Linked DNA regions of Homo sapiens: region 1 is linked to region 2. Evidence: chromatin contacts called from ENCODE Hi-C or POLR2A ChIA-PET data. All regions are on one chromosome and are shown on one strand. Each heading gives the region's core, a stretch centred on a gene start or an enhancer-like site at or near the end of the contact. The rest is flanking DNA. Distances are from core to core; before and after follow the strand shown. Region 1 holds the start of RNF14 (ring finger protein 14). Region 2 has its middle 94 kb from the start of SPRY4-IT1.

What was found. Hi-C counts contacts between places; a loop is a spot of excess contacts on that map. ChIA-PET counts read pairs that join two places held with the same protein, here RNA polymerase II (POLR2A). Pooled maps may share reads with other maps.
Region 1: a map of naive thymus-derived CD4-positive, alpha-beta T cell shows a loop between it and region 2 (2.3-fold over the local background). The contact joins the promoter of RNF14 here to the enhancer-like site in region 2. A Hi-C loop is called at or near these places in 1 of 168 maps with a recorded cell type or tissue (naive thymus-derived CD4-positive, alpha-beta T cell) and 9 of 50 pooled maps. POLR2A ChIA-PET finds 5 or more read pairs at or near these places in 3 of 52 experiments (CD4-positive, alpha-beta T cell, CD8-positive, alpha-beta T cell and T-cell).

Annotation. Positions count from the first base shown.
Region 1 is chr5:141,966,093-141,970,413 of GRCh38, reverse strand. It overlaps RNF14 (ring finger protein 14), which reads right to left and starts at 1,309. Exons shown (of 9, transcript NM_004290.5): 1 at 1,247-1,309. It overlaps LOC124901095 (a long non-coding RNA gene), which reads left to right and starts at 634. Exons shown (of 3, transcript XR_007058977.1): 1 at 634-806. RefSeq lists an enhancer at 1,127-1,276 and a silencer at 1,387-1,526.
Region 2 is chr5:142,222,068-142,226,596 of GRCh38, reverse strand. No RefSeq gene overlaps it. Among named protein-coding and RNA genes, the nearest start is that of SPRY4-IT1, 94 kb to the left of the region's middle. RefSeq lists an enhancer at 3,117-3,166. Within about 2 kb of position 2,801, at least 3 of the 41 ENCODE cell types and tissues checked have a DNase peak (open chromatin) inside an H3K27ac peak, as active enhancers do.

The sequences.
Region 1 (4,321 bases), core at 60-2,559, 250 kb after region 2:
AATCTCTTCAGTTTGTTTTTTGTTTTGTTTTTTTCTCCTTTCCTCTTCTGCTTCTTGTATTCCTTCATTTGCCACTCCCCTCCAGTTTTTCCTCTCTTGTTCATGAATTAAGCCTGCCAGTGGCACTCAAGGTTAATTTTGGTAACAGAAAAATACTTAAACAAAACAAGAGTACACAAACACAAACTTTTAAGTTTTATTCTAAATGCTTTAGAGCTAGGCTTCTTCACTGGGGTGAGGGGAAAAGGGAGTGTGGTCTATAGATGGGCTACGGAGAATCCTATCAACACCCTAAAATTATATGCAAAAATACTATATACAAAACCATAATTAAAAACCAGATTCTCGGATGTGTAACTCCCAAATGAGATAAGAATGAGATTCAGAATCAATTTACATTAATTGAGCACCTACTATGTACTGTATTAGGTCCTTTCACATTGTCTTATTTTACTAGGTGGGAGTATATGGTGCTAATTGAATTAAGCTTTTTGTTTCTTCCTGTTAAAACATTTGCAAATGGGATGAGAGATTCATTCATGCAGTTTATGGTTTTAGGTTAGTGTTCTCCATCTGACTGCACATTAGAATCTTCTGAGGAGCTGTTTTTTAAAATCTCAATACCCAGGCCACACCCTAGAACAATTAATTCAGGCCTCAGTAGTTTTCCAAGTTCTCCAGGTGATTCCAATATGCAGCCAGGGCTAAGAACTTCTACTCCAAGCAGTTTCAACAGTTCCTCATGACCTACCCTACAAGATTTCAGCTTGTGAAGCTGTCACTTGGAATCCAGTACCTCAATTCAGGTTGCTAACCCCCATTTCCTTCTCACTCTATCCATTTGGTCTTCGGGTGTCCTAGTCTGGGTTCAGCTCGCCACTAGGCGTGCGGCGTCGTTTGGGCGACTGCCCCAAAACAGGGGCAGGCCCAACGCTAGCTATCCGCCCCAACGCTGGGATCAGAGGGCGCAATGCGGATGTGTGAGCTGCTGGCCAGCCTGGGGCGTCCCGAAGGAGCAGGGCCCACACCTTCCCCTTCCTCCTCAGCGTCCCGAAGGGAGTCCCGGCCAGCCGAGCTGCGGACGCCCGGTCCCGGATTTGAGGGACTGAGGCCCAGTGTACAGTCCCAGCCCGGTCCCCTTCTCTGCCTCGCGCGCCCAGAGAGCTATCCCCACCGTACCTTCCGGCCGCCCGGCAGTGCCGAACCCCAAAGTTCCGCCCTCCGCCCTTGCCTGGGGCCCACTCACCGCCGCCAGCCGACCAGGCCTAGAGACGCCCTGCTCAACCGGCGCGCCGCCTCTTCCGTTCTCGGGAGCTGTCAGCTGAGCCAGGCGGATCCCGCTGGCGCGACCGCCGGCATAGGGAGGACTCTGCGCAGCCGCCGTGGTCGCCCCTGCCTCTCGGGCGCCTCCCGCAGGCCCAAGGCGGCGCTGCCGGCGCGACCACCGTCACCCCCACTTACTGCGAGCCCTGTGCTCACAGGAGGCTCTTTTCAGTAGTTCTGATGGGGCCCGAGAATTCGAATTTTTACCAATCTCTAGAGGGGATCATGAGGCAGTGGTCTACCTAGGGCAGAGACTCTCACAACAATCCCAGACCTGCTTCTCCAAGTGGACTAAGCAAGCCTACTTCCTCCCGTTTACCTTCTCAGAAATGCTGCCGGTCTTTCTGGCACTCCACTGTGGAAGCACGCATTCATCGCTCATGTTATAACTGTAACACCGACCGCATTTATCGAGTAGTTAGGATGCTTCAAGCAGTGTGATAAATGCTCTACGTAAATTTTCTATCTTCACTGTAATCTTATGATTTAGCTACCATTTGTTATTCTCACTTTACAAATAAGGAAATTGAGACTTAGGTGCAAGAACTTACCAAGGGTCACATGATTATCGTCAGGCTAAGCAGGAATTAAAATTATACACTTCCTTCCTCACACCATATGCAAAAATTAACTAAATATGGATCAACGACCTAAATGTAAGAACTAAAACTATAAAACCCTTAGAAGGCCGGGTGCGGTGGCTCACGCCTGTAATCCTAGCACTTTGGGAAGCCGAGGCGGGTGGATCACGAGGTCAGGAGATCGAGACCAGCCTGACCAACATGGTGAAACCCCGTCTCTACTAAAAATACAAAAAATAAGCCGGGCATGGTGGCGGGCACCTGTAGTCCCAGCTACTAGGGAGGCTGAGGCAGGAGAATCATTTGAACCCAGGAGACAGAGGTTACAGTGAGTCACTGCACTCCAGCCTAGGTAACAGCGAGACTCCGTCTCAAAAAAAAAAAAAAAAAAGTCAAACACAAAAAGCCATATATTGTTTTTAATTTATATGAAATGTCCAGAATAGGCAAATCCATAGAGACAAAAAGTAGTTTAGTGGTTGCCAGAAACTAAGGCAGGAGGGAATGGGAAGTGACTGCTAATAGATACCGCTAATAGATATGGTGTTTCTTGGGTGATGAAAATATTGTGGAATTAGAGAGCAGTGATAGTTGTATAACTTTGTGAGTGTACTAGAAACCACTGGATTGTATACTTTTGAAGAGTTAATTTTATTGCATGTGAATTATGTCTTAATTAAAAAATTTTTTTAGGTACAAAGCACCGTTCTCAGCGCTTAAGTGGAATACAGAAATGTTGGCTCCTTCTCCTGGGACCCATCAAACTAATGTGCTCCTCACAATCTAATAAGCTCCTGTGTCCGCTTTTTCATATATTTCTTCCTCCAAAAGAGTAACTTGCAGAGCTAAGACTCTAACCCAAGCCTACAGGATTCTAAAGCTTTTACCACCATTGCCTCCCGGGCAGGATTAGATTCATGGGCCAGCAACCCGTGCAGTCACATAGGGCCCTGCACTTAGAAGGGCCCCAGATTTAGAAGTGGCCTGCTCTTAAGAATGATACAATGGACTTTGGGGACTTAGGGGGAAGGATGAGAGGGGGACGAAGGATAAAAGACTACAAATAGGGTGCAGTGTATACTACTCGAGTGATGAGTGCACCAAAATCTCACAAATCACCATTAAAGAACTTACTCATGTAATCAAATACCACCTGTACCCCAATAACTTATGGAAAAATTAAAATAAAAAAGAAGTGCCCTGCTCTTGATTTGATGCTGTGCTCTCACCCTCTTGAAGTTCTTAATAATTTCTGAATGAGAGGCTGCATTTTTATTTTGCCCTGGGCTTTGTAAATTATGTAGTTGGTCTTATACCCAGGAGAGAGAAAAAAACCAAGTGAGTAAATCAGGGCACCCAAGGGATTACCTGGCTGCCACAGAAAGAACCTTGAAATAGAAATAATCACTTCTAATTTTCTGTACTATAAATCTTGATTGTCACAAAACAGAAACCAAAATACCCTTCTAATAGATACCAAAACCAGAAACATATCTCGGAAAAATGCAAAGGACGGAAGAAGAATCTCCAAAGCCATTCATTAATATAATTATTCATGTTTAGCCAAAGGAATTAGACCAAGAGCAAAACACACAGCAACCCTACCTCAGAGTGCTCAGAGAGGGGAGACCAGAGACCTCTTCGTGAGGAAAAAAGTGAGGAAGCCCATGCACCAACCAGCTTGGGAAATCCTCACAAAGTCAGAGCAGAAGGTGAATTGTGACATCATGTCAGAGGTCACAGGATAGAGAGAATAGAAAGAGAATTTCAAAGCAGTGTTAATAATTTACTGAATGTTTAAAGTGAACTAAAGATTTAGAGTCAATTTTGAGGACAAGATTGGGTAAAGACAGCCTTCTAATAAGTTTTGTTTTTGACTCTAGGAAAATAACAGACTTTTGTGTCTTTGGTCTCATGTGCCTGGTTAGTCTTTTAAACTGCAGTCTCCCCGTGTGCCTAGCCCTCCACTGTGCTAAATATTTCACGTACATTCTCTCATTTAAATGCCCAGGACCCTATGACTTAGGTAATTTTATGTGCCCACTTGACAGAAGAGAAAACTGAGGCACTAAGATTTGTTTTTTTAATAAGGCCTTTTATATTTACACAATTACTATTTATGACATTTTTATTTATTTTTAATATAAAAAGATGTAATAAAAGACAGCAATGTCATAAAGTTGAAGTCAGGTGTATTATACTTTGGGGTTTTGTTTTGTTTTTGAGACCGAGTCTCACTCTGTCACCCAGGCTAGAGTGCAGTGGCACAATCTCAGCTCACGGCAACCTCTGCCTCCCGGTAGAGGGTTCAAGCGATTCTCGTGCCTCAGCCTCCTGAGTAGCTGGGATTCCAGGTGCACACCACCACATCTGGCTAATTTTTGTATTTTTAGTAGGGATGGGGTTTCACCATGTTG
Region 2 (4,529 bases), core at 1,552-4,051:
AGCACACAAACCCCCAAGTGCCCTAAAAGCCCTGGTTTTTAGGACACCCTCCTTTGGCTATTGCATTATGGTTGGTCACTGGATCTACACTGAACCAGTTCAATTCTGCCTCCCAGAAATTTGGAGTTGGAACTAAGAGATGCAGGTCAGTCTCTGCTGGTTGCTTGAACTGAGAATGTGCTACTTCAGTAAAGCTGAGGAAGCCATCATGCAAAGAAGGAACAATGAGGCTGACACACAGAGAAACCAGAGGTGTCACAGGGTGCCAGAGAAAGGAGAGAGGCACTGCCCAGAGGCTTTTCCACAAGAGACCCTGGTTCCTTATAATTCACTCTTCTAGGTTTAATCCAGTTTGTAATGAGTCTCTGTTACCCTGCTACTAAATTATCCTAACCAAACAGTAGCAGACCAAGGGCAGGGCACAGAAGCAGCCTGTCCCAGTGGGAGGAATATTTTCCCTGACATTGTTTAGAATTGCTGGTGTATGGCAAGCACCTTTAGGTTGGTTTTATTCTTTATTCTCTTTTCATTCTCTGCAGACAATGCACCCCCTTATTGCCTGCACCGGGGGGCCGCTCCTGCCACCCTGCTCTTTGTACACTGCTGTGACTAAGTCAGTGAGGACCAAACCGGAAAGTTTTTGGAAAATGCTTTTGGAAGGGTTTTGGAAAATGCTTTTTAAAGTGCTTGTTTCCTTCTGCCTTCCTGGCCCTAATTCAAATGTGCCCCTGGAAGAAGCCCCCAGAAAGCCAAGAATTCCCAAAAGGCCCAAAGAAGGAAGTTTATCCTCTTTCCAGCCTAAAGAGGGGCAGAGGACATCTCTGCCTGTGGGAATCAGCCCTGGACCTCAGTGGGGCCAGAGCCCTAGTGTGAGGCCTGTTTCCAGCTAAGCACCTCTCCAGAGGCCACATTAGTCACCAGATTATGGATTTTCATCATGGTGGGAAGACGGCTGGTGTCACCTGCTTTCTGTAGGCATTCACTCTTCTGTTTACTCAATAAGATCCAGCTCTTAAAAGGTAGGGAGGGTTAAAGATGGGAACCCAGAAGCCTTCTTGGTGGAGGAGAACTTGCACGCAAGACTTGCAGACACAACTCAAGCGTTACTTTTCCCAGAGATATCCCAAGAAAGCCAGCCTCATCCCAAGCCTATGTGAGCATGCCCCTGCTGGGCTGAGATAAGCTACCTCAGGGAAGCAATGTTGCACAGTGGTTAAGAATGCGGTCTCTGAGCCAGGCTCCATGGCTCTGACTGTAATCTCGGTACTCTGGGAGGCCGAGGTGGGAGGATCACTGGAGCCAAGGAGTTGGAGACCAGCCTGGACAACATAGTAAGACCCTATCTCTACAAAAAGTAAAAACAAATGTAACTGGGCATGGTGATGCACACCTACAGTCTCAACCACTCAGGAGGCTGAGGCGGGAGGATTGCTTGAGCCCGGGAGTTCGAGGTTAGGGTGAGCCATGATTGTGCCACTGCACTCCTGCCTGGGTTTGAATTCTGGCTTCATCACTTAACAGCTAATCACTTCAGACAAGTTGCTCCATCTTACTTAGCCTCATTTTTTTTGTTTTGTTTTTTTGACACAGAGTCTCACTCTGTCACCCAGGCTGGAGTGTAATGGCATGATCTCAGCTCACTGCAACCTCTGCCTCCCGGGTTCAAGAGATTCTCCTGCCTCAGCCTCCCAAGTAGCTGGAATTACAGGCACCTGCCACCACATCCAGCTAATTTTTGCATTTTTAGTAGAGACAGGGTTTCGCCATGTTGGACAGGCTGGTCTTGAACTCCTGACTTCAGGTGATCCGTCCGCCTCTGTCTCCCAAAGTGCTGGGATTACAGGCGTGAGCCACTGCGCCCGGCCACGATGTCATAATTTTTAGTAGATATTACTGAGTTGTGCAAACATCACCACAATTCAGTTTAGAACATTTCTAATACCCCAGTAAAATCCCTGGTGCCCATTCAGTTCGTCCTCATCCCATCCTCACTCCCTGGCAGCCACTAATCAATCTACTTTCTGTCTCCATAGATTTGGCATTTCCGGGCACTTCCTATAAATGGAATCATACAATATGTGGCCTTTTATGTCTGGCTTCTTTCACATAGCATAATGTTTTTGAGGTTTATCCACACTGTAGCATATACTGGTACTTCTTCCCTTTTTATTGTCAAATAATATTTCATTGTATAAATTAACCACATTTTATTTATCCACTCATCAGTTGATAGACATTTGAATTGTTTCCAGTTTGGGGCTATTATAAATATTACTGTTATGTAATATTTGTATAGATGTTTTTGTGTGGATATATGTTTTCAATTCTCTTGGGTCTATACATAGCAGTGAAATTGCTGAGCTGTATGGGGAAGAAAAAGTATGGGTTGTCTAACTCTTTAAGAAATTGCCTCCCTGTTTTCCAAAGTGGCTTAGCCTCAATTTCATCATCGGCAAACTCAATATACTGAGTCTCTCCCTTGTATGGATATAGTGGGGTTTGATAAGTCAATGCATATAAAACATTCAGTACAGTGCCTGGCTCATGGTAAGTGTGCGATCACTGCAGCCTCAACCTGCCAGACTCAAGCAATCCTCCTACCTCAGACTCTTAAGTAGCTAGGATTACAGGTGCACACCACCACACCCAGCTAGTCTTTGTAGTTTTGGTAGAGATGGGGTTTCCCCATGTTGCCCAGGCTAGTCTCAAACTCCTGGTCTCAAGGGATCCGCCCATCTCGGCCTCCCAAAGTGCTGAGATTACAGGCATGAGTCACCATTGGCACCCAGCCAATGCTACTTCTTTAATTAACTTCCTGTTACTTACCTAACTCTTCTGCGGCTCTGGTAGCTCTTTGAAGGTAGGGGTTGTATCTCAACTGAGTCTTTTTTTTTCTTTTTTTGAGATGGAGTCTCACTCTGTCACCCAGGCTGGAGTGCAGTGGCGTGATCTTGGCTCACTGCAACCTCCGCCTCCTGGGTTCAAGCAATTCTGCCTCAGCCTCTCGAGTAGCTGGGGTTACAGGCACGTGCCACCACGCCCCACTGATTTTTGTATTTTTAATAGAAACAGGGTTTCACCAGGCTGGTCTTGAACTCCGGACTTCAGCTCACCTGAGAATCCCCAGCCTAGCAGAATCTCACTCACGCCAGGTGCTTTGTCGGTGGATGAGGAAACTCAAATATAGAGCCCACTGCGGGGCAGGACAGGTGTGGCACTGCCCCAGAGGCACACAGTCCAAGGGAATTGTGAGAGGGAGACTCCTGGGGAGTGCATCAGACAGGACTTCATGTGGGAGGCAGCCACTGAGCTGGGCCTTGAAGACCACTTTCTGCAGGGTCACAGGATTAATCCATAAAGAGATGCTCTCCACACTTCAAGGTAAAGCACCCAACGTCTTCACCTTCAACTAAATCCTGAGGCCCTTTTTTTTCTTTTCAGCGTCAAGGATGAAGGATGGGGCGGACACTGTCTGTTTTCTCAGTGACCTGGCAACCTAACCTAACAGCTGTGTCCAGCATCAAATACTCCTCCTCATCCCCTGCTCTTGCTCCCCAAGACCAGGAGCAGGCGCTGGAGTGCTCCTCCCTGGGGCTGGGCCACAGGCCTTAAAACTCTTTACTCCCACCTCCTTGGGGTACCCCTTCACACCTTCCTGAACATCCTCCAGGCCTATGCACACGACGGAGAGCTGGGGGTGGGGTGTGGGGTGGGTGGCAGCGACTGGGCCGTGGAGAGGATCGGGGCTCTTAGGGTGCTTATTCAGATGCAGTGTTGCTCTTTGCCCACCTCCCCTCACTTCCTCCCATGCCTCTCAGAGAAGTGAAAATAGAGCTGATGATTGGTGCGAGGAAGCCTGTGCCCATGGCCCGGAATTCCTCCAGCCTGATTCACGGGCTTTGGTTCTAATGCACTAGAATTCTCCACTGGGCGGGGGCACCAAGAGGATTCTGGACCACAGCGGTCACACCTGCTGCTCACTTCCACCTCTCACATCTGCTGTGAGGCCCACTCCCCACCAGCTCCATCAGCCAGAAGGCTGCTGTGGCTGGGGTTGCGAGAGAAGGGAGGCGGAACACTTCCTATCCCAGGGGCAATTTCAAAATCAACGCATCCCTTGCCGACCCAACGGCAAACCAACTGCTTGTTTAAGGAAATCAGTGGAATGTATGCAATTAATTACAGGGCAAATCTCAAGTCAGACTAAATACTGGAAATCAGGAACCAGAGTCCAAGTCCCTTTCGTGATCGGAAGGGGGAACTTCCCGATTTGATTGCAGAAAGCAATTTACTTCAATTAGCAGTGACATAAACAGAGTGATTGCTTAATAGGAGCACTGAATCTCTAAAAAATAAACAGCCTGAATTGCATCCTTTACCATTATATTAGCAGCATGGGATTGCTTTTCCCAAGACAGGTTTGATTAACTCTTTAGGAACCATCCTCACTCCTAAGCAGATCTCTTCAGAGCTCCTAAAAAGTCTTCACATCATGGTCCTGGCATTTGTTGTGCACCTCGGGCATATAT